2 separate regions of the Homo sapiens genome follow, and region 1 is linked to region 2. The links are chromatin contacts, found by Hi-C or POLR2A ChIA-PET in ENCODE. All regions are on one chromosome and are shown on one strand. The core of a region is the stretch at or near the end of the contact, and the rest is flanking DNA. Distances in the headings are between cores, read along the strand shown.

The links. Hi-C counts contacts between places; a loop is a spot of excess contacts on that map. ChIA-PET counts read pairs that join two places held with the same protein, here RNA polymerase II (POLR2A). Pooled maps may share reads with other maps.
Region 1: a map of GM12878 shows a loop between it and region 2 (2.5-fold over the local background). The contact joins the enhancer-like site here to the promoter of TOMM5 in region 2. A Hi-C loop is called at or near these places in 3 of 168 maps with a recorded cell type or tissue (CD4-positive, alpha-beta memory T cell, CD8-positive, alpha-beta T cell and GM12878), 2 of 37 single-sample maps with no recorded cell type and 9 of 50 pooled maps. POLR2A ChIA-PET finds 5 or more read pairs at or near these places in 6 of 52 experiments (B cell, CD4-positive, alpha-beta memory T cell, HEK293 and 3 more).

What each region holds. Positions count from the first base shown.
Region 1 is chr9:37,526,699-37,531,230 of GRCh38, forward strand. It overlaps FBXO10 (F-box protein 10), which reads right to left. Exons shown (of 11, transcript NM_012166.3): 5 at 2,426-2,562. Among named protein-coding and RNA genes, the nearest start is that of POLR1E, 43 kb to the left of the region's middle. RefSeq lists enhancers at 2,273-2,642, 2,743-2,792. Within about 2 kb of position 2,618, at least 7 of the 41 ENCODE cell types and tissues checked have a DNase peak (open chromatin) inside an H3K27ac peak, as active enhancers do; they include GM12878, where a contact is called at or near this core.
Region 2 is chr9:37,590,370-37,595,058 of GRCh38, forward strand. TOMM5 (translocase of outer mitochondrial membrane 5) reads right to left here and starts at 2,228. Exons shown (of 2, transcript NM_001001790.3): 1 at 2,043-2,228. The coding sequence starts at 2,163. RefSeq lists an enhancer at 1,825-2,584 and silencers at 3,543-3,837, 4,237-4,306.

The DNA.
Region 1 (4,532 bases), core at 1,368-3,867, 63 kb before region 2:
CACTCCTCATCCTTTCCAGCTCCTAGAGGCCGCCTGCACTTCTTGGGCTGTGGCCTCATCACTCTGACTTCTGCTTCTGTCCTCACATCTCCTGCTCTCTTATTTATTTATTTTTTAAAATATTTTATTTATTTATTTATTTATTTATTTATTTATTTATTTATTTATTGAAATGGAGTCTCGCTCTTGTCACCCAGGCTGGAGTGCAGTGGCACGATCTCGGCTCACTGCAACCTTCGCCTCCCGGGTTCAAGCGATTCTCCTGCCTCAGCCTCCCAAGTAGCTGGGATTACAGGCACCTGCCACCATACCTGGCTATTTTTTATATTTTTAGTAGAGATGGGGTTTCACCGTGTTGGCCAGGCTGATCTCGAACTCCTGACCTCAAGTGATCTGCCCGCCTCGGCCTCCCAAAGTGTTGGGATTACAGGCATGAGGCACCGCCCCGGCCCCTGCTCTCTTAATCTAATTCCCCTGCTTCCTTCTCATAAGGGCCTGTGGTTACACTGGGCCCACCTGTATCATCCAAAATAACCTCCTTTCATCTTTCTCCAAAGTCCTTCACTCAATCAAATCTGCAAAGTTCCTCTTGCCTTGTAAGGCAACATATGCACAGGGTTCAGGGACTAAGACATGGACATCCTTGGGGCCATTATTCTGCCTATCATGCTTGGCATTCAAGGTCCTCTGCCGTCCAGCAACAACCTGCCTTTGCACTATCCCTCTGGTATCTCGTGTCCAAACACACCACATTTCTCACCATTTTCTCAGACATACCCTGAATTTCACTGCCTCTGGCCCAGAATGCCTTTTCCCTGGCCATAAAATCCTATTTATCTTTCAAGCACAACTCAAATGTCAGCTCCCTGACATGCTCAGCTGAGATCACGGCTGAGTTCCTTGGTCAGTCTGCATGAATGCCTAGTAAAGTGCTCATTTTGGTGAGTCTTCCATCATGGCTGTGTGAGTGTGTGTCCATCTCCAGCATAAGACTGTCAACTCCATGGGGCAGGCAGGGACTGTTCTTGTACATGTTGTATATCACTGCCCCCTTATATAGAGTGGCTGGAATGTGTGTTCAATGAACAGCACACACACATACAAATACACACTCTTCTGTTCAGGCAATAATGCAGAAGAAGGGAAAGAGCTCTATGACCACTAATTGTTTTTAGTAAGCTGTCTGTAACAGTGAAAAATAGGATTATATTCCGTAATTTTTGAACCAGCAATTAGGTCTGGTTCAAAAATTATGGCATATCGAAATACTGGAATATGGTGAAACTTTCCAAAGTGATGAATGTAAAGGCCATGCATGCAACAACATGGAGACAAAGTACCTATGGAATAATGCTGGGGGAAAGCGCTCTGAATATACTTGCTGCCCATTAATGCCAGCTATTCTCCTAAAGCACAGACATAACTGTGTGAGTCTTCTGCTCAGAGCCTTTAATGAGTCCCCGCTGTGTAGACAGAATAGGCTCCCCCGCCTCAGCTTGGTCTACATAAGGCCTTCCTCATCTGGCCCAAGCCTTTCTTTCCATCATTCCTTTCCACTCTGCTGTGTGGCACAGATGGTCTGCCGCAAGGACGTCAAGGGTCACACTGCAGTGACCACAGGGCCCAAGATATTCTGGGACCATCCCAATTTAAAATATTCTATAGCACTGTCACACCATGTCAGATTTTTTCTCAAGCCACCGTCAACGGTTTGCTAACCCCTGAATCTGCTGTGCCCTGCTGCCTTTGCTCATGCTGTTCCATTACTAGGAACATCCACCGACCCCTCCCTACCCCTATCTCCATGAGTCCAAGTCTTACCCATATTCCAAAGTCTGACTCTGATGCTACCTCCTAAATGAGGCCTTCCCACATCCTCCTAGTCAGAATGAGTCTCTCCTTCTGGTACCACTCTGACAGCATTTATCACAGTCTGCCCCATACTAGAGCTGGGATGGCAGACAGGGTCCCAGGACTGCCACTGCTGCCTCCCACCTATCACTTATATCAGTCCCTGACCACAGCATGCTTTTGTGCTGAGGCCAGGTGCAGCACCAGGATGTTGACACAGCACCCCCAGGCACCACTAGCAAGTAACTGAAACTGTTAGGTGAGCTGAAATCTCTGTTCCATCCCTGCCTGGGGGTACTTCTGTGCCCATTTCTCCAGGCTAGAGTAAGCTCCCAGGGAGCAGAGCCTGCCCATGTTGGAAGTGCTCAGTAGTGACTGCCGAATAGAACGCCTACACGGAGTTCACTGGAAGGGCACATAAACACAAAAGCCGCTGTGTTACTGGGGTGGGATGATGAGTGAAGTCTCTTCTCTGCTTGCATCTGTACAGTTGTTTCCGTAAAGAGTGTTTTCAAATGGAGGAGAGACAGGGAGGAGGTTAACAAAGATGAAGGAGGGAAACAGCAGCACACACCTCACAACGGGGTTTCCGTGGTACAGGATGTAAATGCCAGCCTCCTTATTGGAAAAGATTTGATTGTTCCGGATGATGCCTTTCCCATTGCCAAGGACGACAATGCCAGAGCGAAGGCCATGGTGGATCTGGTTACACTGCAAGTGAAAATGAGACACCACAGAAGCCAGATCAGACACGTCAGCGAAGCAGAGTGCCCAGGTGCCGCCCACACCTCCGCGGCAGGATGAACACAGTGGAGAAAATGACGTCACTGTAAGAGCCCTAGCCCGTGACAAAGGGAATGGGTCACACTGCCGCCCTGCCCTTCCTGCACCAGTACACACATGAAAACCTGTAAGGGAGACTATGAAGACTGGAGTCTTCGCTGCCCAGCCTCTTAGGAGGGCTCTTGGTCTTCACCTGCAAGGCAGGCTACTGAAAGTTTCAGAGCCTCTAATGAGTCCCCTAAACACATAATCATTTGGCCAGGCCATAACTTCTAGGGTCCAGGGAGGCCATCTCTTGAGGAAAGGCAGCACCCCAGTGCAACCAAATGTTGGCCAACTGCAGTCCTAAAGGGGCCACATCCAGAGAGGGGTCACAGTTGTTTGACTTCTAGTCCTTTCTCATTTAGGGAGGGCCAGCGGAAGATGCAGACACTGGGGGGCCAAGCTGTCCCATGGGGCATAAGGTCTTAGAAGGTGTATGAGCTACAGAATGCCAAGAGATATCTTTTTTTTTTTTTTTTGGTAGAGACAGGGTTTTGCTTCATTGCCCAGGCTGGTCTTGAACTCCTGGCCTCCAGTGATCCTCCCATCTTGGCCTCCCAAAGTGCTGGGATTACAGGTGTGAGCCACCACACCCGGCAAGATATTCATTTCTAATATCTCTTTGTGCGAATGGGAAAACAGGCCCACGATTATATAGTACATTTGTGGAAAAGCCAGATCTGAAATCTAGTTTTTCTCTTTCCCATTCCAGTTAGTTGCTTTTGCACAGTGACTTAATATTTTTAGATTAGAATAATAATAAAATTATCTCACTCTAAGTTAATTTATAGCTGAAGTCCAATTCTATACTTTGTAAATTGGGAAGTTAGCTGTATCTCTTCCAAAATGATTTCGCAGAAATAAAGTTCTAGTTGGCTTTAAAGTGTTTCGTGTGCAAACTCTCCTTATTCTTACTCTTTCCAGATTTTTCCTGAAGGATTTGGCAGGCTCATCAGAGCAACCACTGCCTAAGAGAAGTCCCGCACAGGGCTGAAGAGCTCCAAAAGGAGTATGCAGCAGCATTTCCATCCCTACACCCTTTCACAACGCCAGGACTAAAATATACCACTCCCTTCCCCCTCCACCTGCTATCCCTCTGTCCTCAGAAGGGCAAACCCCTCATCTCTCTAGCCAGAGGGGCAATAATTTCCTAAGCCAAAGCCATGCATCAACCACCAGCTGCATGGTAGAAACACAGTGAGGGGAAGGGGTTGGCAGGAGACACTGGCTAGCTGTGTGTATTTTCTTTTTCTTTTTTTGAGACAGGGTCTCGCTCTGTTGCCCAGGCTGGAGTGCAGTGGCACAATCATGGCTCATGACCATGCCATAGTTATGGCAGCCATGACCTCCCAGACTCAAGTGATCCTCCCACCTCCCACCTCCGCCTCCCAAGTATCTGGGACGACAGGTGTGAGCTACCATGCCCAGCTAATTTTTATAATTTTTTGTAGAGACAGGGTCTTGCTATGTTGCCCAGGCTGGTCTTAAACTCCTGGACTCAAGTGATCTTCCTGCCTTGGCCTCCCAAAGTGCTGAGATTACAGGCATAAGCCACTGTGCCCAGCCTTCTCTCTGTATCTTTATGGGCAGTTAAGATATGATGGGTTCAGCATTACCCGTGAGTCAGACTGCCTGGATTCAAATCCCAGCTCTGTCACTAGGTGTAGGACTTTGGGCAGGATCCTCTGCCTCTTCAGGCTCTATATCTTTACTATAAAATAGGGATGATAATAATTCTTCACAGGGTTCTGTAAGCATTAAATGACAAGTAAATATCTATGAAGTGCTTAAAAAAGCATCTGGCGTATAATAAGCATTATGTATTAATGGTGGCTATTATTTTTTCAAGCCCATAA
Region 2 (4,689 bases), core at 978-3,477:
CACACTAGCTTAGGCAACAGAGCAAGACCGTCTCAAAAAAAAGAAAAAAAAAATCCGGACTAGACAAATCCATAGAGAAAAAGTAGATTAGTCGTTGTGAAAGGCTGGAGAAAAGGGGGAAATGGGGTAACAATGAATTCGTATGGTGTTTCTTCTAGGGGGAAAGAAAATACTGTCAAATTGTGATGGCTGCACAACTGACTGCTAAAAACCACTGAATTGTACACCTTAAATGGGTATATTGTATAATATACAAATTATATTTCAACTTAAAAGTGAAAATAAACAATTCATATCAAATACAAAGGTCACTGAGAAGCAGCAAATATTTCACTGGCAGCTAGATCAATGAAAAAGGCAGGAGGCAGGAAATAAGTAAATTTGGGAGTTGCAAGAAGCTGTTGAACTAGGATGATACGGGTGTTTCTGTTCCCCAAGACTCGCTCTTCTGTGAAAGCAGAGTAATACCATAGACAGTGAAAGAGACACAGAATAAGGGACATCTCAGTATCAGTGAGCTCTGGCCTAAGCCCAACATGAGCCTTCAATAGGATGACTTTGGTATGGCCTTCATTTATTTGAACCATCCCTGCCGCTCCATCCAGACTGGCTGGCCAATAATATACAGCAAGGAACAATGGAAAGGATACTGAATTGAGAACGAGAAGGCAGGGCATTCGAGAACTGATCATAAAGCTGCTTCCAGTTCTTATATTCAGTGTTCCTATAACTCTGATACCTTCCTTCCTTGCTAAGTCCCCTCTGAAAATCAAGTTCTCATTTGTAAAATGATATAAAGAATCTTAGGCCCTGCCTCCCTCAAAGGTCCACTGTCAAGACTATATAATGGGAGTAACTTCCTGTCAATTTTAAGATATAGAAAAAAAAACCTCAAATATTTGCATTAATCCTATAGACTCATATTCTTTTTTCCCATTTTTTTCCAAAAAACTAATGACTCACTTCACCCTCTATACAAAGAAACAGAAATGAAGCAAAACTTTTTGGATTTCAAAGGTCAGCACTTTTGAAAGGGAAGGAACCCGGCCGCTGGTTCACGCCTGTAATCCCAGCACTTTGGGAGGCTGAGGCAGGTGGATCACCTGAGGTCAGGAGTTCGAGACCGGCCTGGCCAACATGGTTAAACACCCATCTCTACTAAAAATACAAAAATTAGCCGGGCGTGGTGGCGCGCGCCTGTAATCTCAGCTACTTGGGAGGCTGAGGTGGGAGAATGGCTTGAACTCGGGAGGCAGAGGTTGCAGTGAGCCAAGACTGCGCCACTGCACTCCAGCCTGGGCAACAGGGCGTGACTGTGTATCGAGGAAAAAAAAAAAAAAGAAAAGAAAAGAAAGGGAAGGAACCTGGTACTGAGTTAAGAGTTCTGGATTTTAGGTCAAGATCATTCACTGAATCGCTGAGTGACCTTTGGCCAGCCTTCCCAAGAAGGCTGTTTCTTCCTTCTAGAACTATGGTTCTGTTTCTCTGTTTCTCTGTCTGCAAAAACGAGGGAGTTCCTCTAGGGATAATTACTTGAGCTCTTTCAGCTCAAACATTCTTTTTTTTGAGATGGAGTCTTGCTCTGTCACTCAAGCTGGAGTGCAGTGTCGCGATCTCGGCTCACTGCAACCTCCGCCTCCTGGATTCAAGCAATCCTCCCACCTTAGCCTCCCGAGGAGCTGGGATTACAGGCGCCCGCCACCACGAACTCCTGACCCCAAATGATCCGCCCGCCTCGGCTTCACAAAGTGCTGGGTGGGATTACAGGTGTGAGCCAACGCGCCCGGCAGCTCAAACATTCTTCAAGCTGGGAGAACCAGGATGATTAAACACGCGCGCCGGCCACCACGTGCACTTCAGTGCCCGGACCCTGACCCGCAGACCTCAAACCGCGCATATGCCCGTCGCCTTCAACGCGCACCCTCCTTGCTCCCCGCTACCGTTCAGCTCAGTTCGAAGGCCCCGATGACCCCTTAGAGTTAAGGGGTGCCCGTCGGTGAGCTCCCCGCTGGTCTCACAGTCACAGCCCGGGAGACACTCACTGACTCGCAGGAGGGCCACGTAGATGAGAAAGTTCCGTATGGAGGAGATCACATCCTCGCGCATCTTCCGTTTCATCTCCTCCGGGTCCAGCTTCGGCGCGAGGCCCTCAATCCGGAACATCGCGGCTCTGACTTAGCAGCTTCCAGCCGCCGCGCTCTGCTCTCCACGGTGGCCGCCTCGCGCCCGGAACTCGGCCTATCCTCACTTCCTGTTCCCGCCCTCTCGTTGCCACACTCGACGATGGATGCCTGCACGGGACAATCCACGTCCTGACCCAGCTGATCTGAAGTGCGGTGTGAAGCGGGCGGCCGCAAGCTCAGCAACGCAGGCTCTGGTTTCTCCACGCTGTCTTTAATAACATCTGTCATACAAAAATCAGCCCGGCTCGGTGGCGCGTGCTTACAATCCCAGCTACTCGGGAGGCTGAGGCAGGAAAATCGCTTGAACCCAGGAGGGGGATGTTGCAGTTAGCCGAGATCGCGCCACTGCGCTCCAGCCTGGGCGACAGAGCGAGCGAGACTCCGTCTCAAAATAATAATAATAATAATAATAATAACAACAACAATAACATCTATCTTGAGCCTGGAGCGCTGCGCTGTAAAGTGCTTTTACGCGCTGGAGGGGGCTGTGCACATAGGTACCACTGTAAACAGTGATAACTAACATTTATTGAATATTCAATATAATTGTCCCCCGTGAATTCGATATTATAATCTTCGTTTCCTAGATTAGACAATTGAAGCACAGAGATCTTTAAAACATCTTGCCCAAATGTGCTTTAATTTTTATTTATTTTTTTATTGCTAATTGTGGTGGTTGAGACTGTTCTGGAACTCCTGGGTTCCAGGATCCAAGCGATCCTCCCGCCTCGGCCTCCCAAAGTGCTGGGATTACAGGCGTGAGCTATCGCGCCTGGCCCCCAAATGTGCTTAAAAATACCTCAGAGGGGGAAAAAAGTATTGAGAGAGATAAGTGATGTCAGCAAAATATTAAAAACTGCTGGTGACTAGTACTTCATTTTAGTTAATTATTCTAGTCTTTCTTGAGTATGTTTGAAACTTTACATAAGTTAAAACAAAGAGACAAAGATGAAACTTTTTTTTTTTTTTTTTTTTTTTTGGAGACAGAGTCTCGCTCTGCCGCCCAGGCTGGAGTGCAGTGGCGCAATTTCAGCTCACTGCAACCGCTGCTTCCCAGGTTCAAGTGATTCTCCTGCCTCAGCCTCCTGAGTAGCTGGGATTACGGTTGCGCAGCACCACGCCTGGCTAAATTTTGTATTTTTTGTAGAGACGCGGTTTCACCATGTTGGCCAGGCTGGTCTTGGAAACTCCTGATCTCAGGTGATCTGCCCACCTCGGCCCCCAAAAGTGCCGTGATTACAGGCATGAGCCACCGCACCTGGCCTTTTTACAGATTATTGAAGCACAGAGGTCTTTAAAATACTGTTAGCCAAGTAACACAATATGTATAAAGCAAGTTCAAATCTGATCAGCATTTTACAGATGAATAGAAAGAGGCTCAGAAACCAAGTCCAGCTTTGGTGTGAAGCCCTTTATCTGGAACATCGCAGCTGAAGTCTAAAGTGCACTAAAGTCTAGTCATTCTGCTGGTGATGCACGGGCAGGGTTCTAATGCAGATAATTATCATGTCAAGTTGAATTATCTTTCCCCTGCACCCTACTGCTCATCTGTTAGTCTTTAACAGTTAGTGCCCACATGGATGGACATCGCTAGAGTCAAGAGTTTGATGCAACCAGATTTCCTGTCACAGAAGCATCCAAACAGAGTTAGTAGGCTGCTGCCCCAAGTTACGCATGCCAACTAGCCATATCTACTTCTTACACGCAAGCCAGATGACTGAATTGCTCACATAATTCAAAACCAGAATGTTCCTTCTTGACTGCATATTGCATAGCAACAATGGACTTTGGATAAATTAGGACAATAATTTACTATGAGAGCAACTAATAACTATATGCACGGTCAACTTTCTGGTTGACAGAATGTAAGGCACTGGGGCAAGAAAGGGAACTCATCTGCTTATTCCAGCTTTAGCAACCTTTTGCATCTGTAATTCATGCAATGGAATAGCAGAGGCAGCTCTGGAATGGGAGGGGCTGACTCCCAAGGAATAGCCTCCAGCCAACCCTTGGTGAGTGTTTAGAAAGCCTGCAGTGATGTTGAAAGCAGCAAGAACTGCGGAAAGAACATGAACAGGAACACTGGAGACATGGACTCTAGATCTGGCACTGCTGCCAACTAGTGGTGTGATGAGGGACGAGTATCTGATTTCACTGCAACTCCATTTCTTTCTTCTTCTTTATTTATTTATTTATTTATTTATTTTAGACTGAGTTTTGCTCTGTCGCCCAGGCTGGAGTGCAGTGGCGTGATCTTGGCTCACTGCAACCTCTGCCTCCCGGGTTCAAGCGATTCTCCTGCCTCAGCCTCCCGAGTAGCTGGGACTACAGGCGTGTGCCACTACGCTCGGCTAATTTTCTTTTTTCTTTTTTAAGAGATGAAGTTTTGCTCTGTCGCCCAGGTTGGAGTGCAGTGGTGTGATCATAGCGCACTGCAACCTCACACTCCTGGGCTCAAGCAGTCCTTCTCCTGCCTTAGCTTCCTGAGTAGTTGGGACTACTGGCA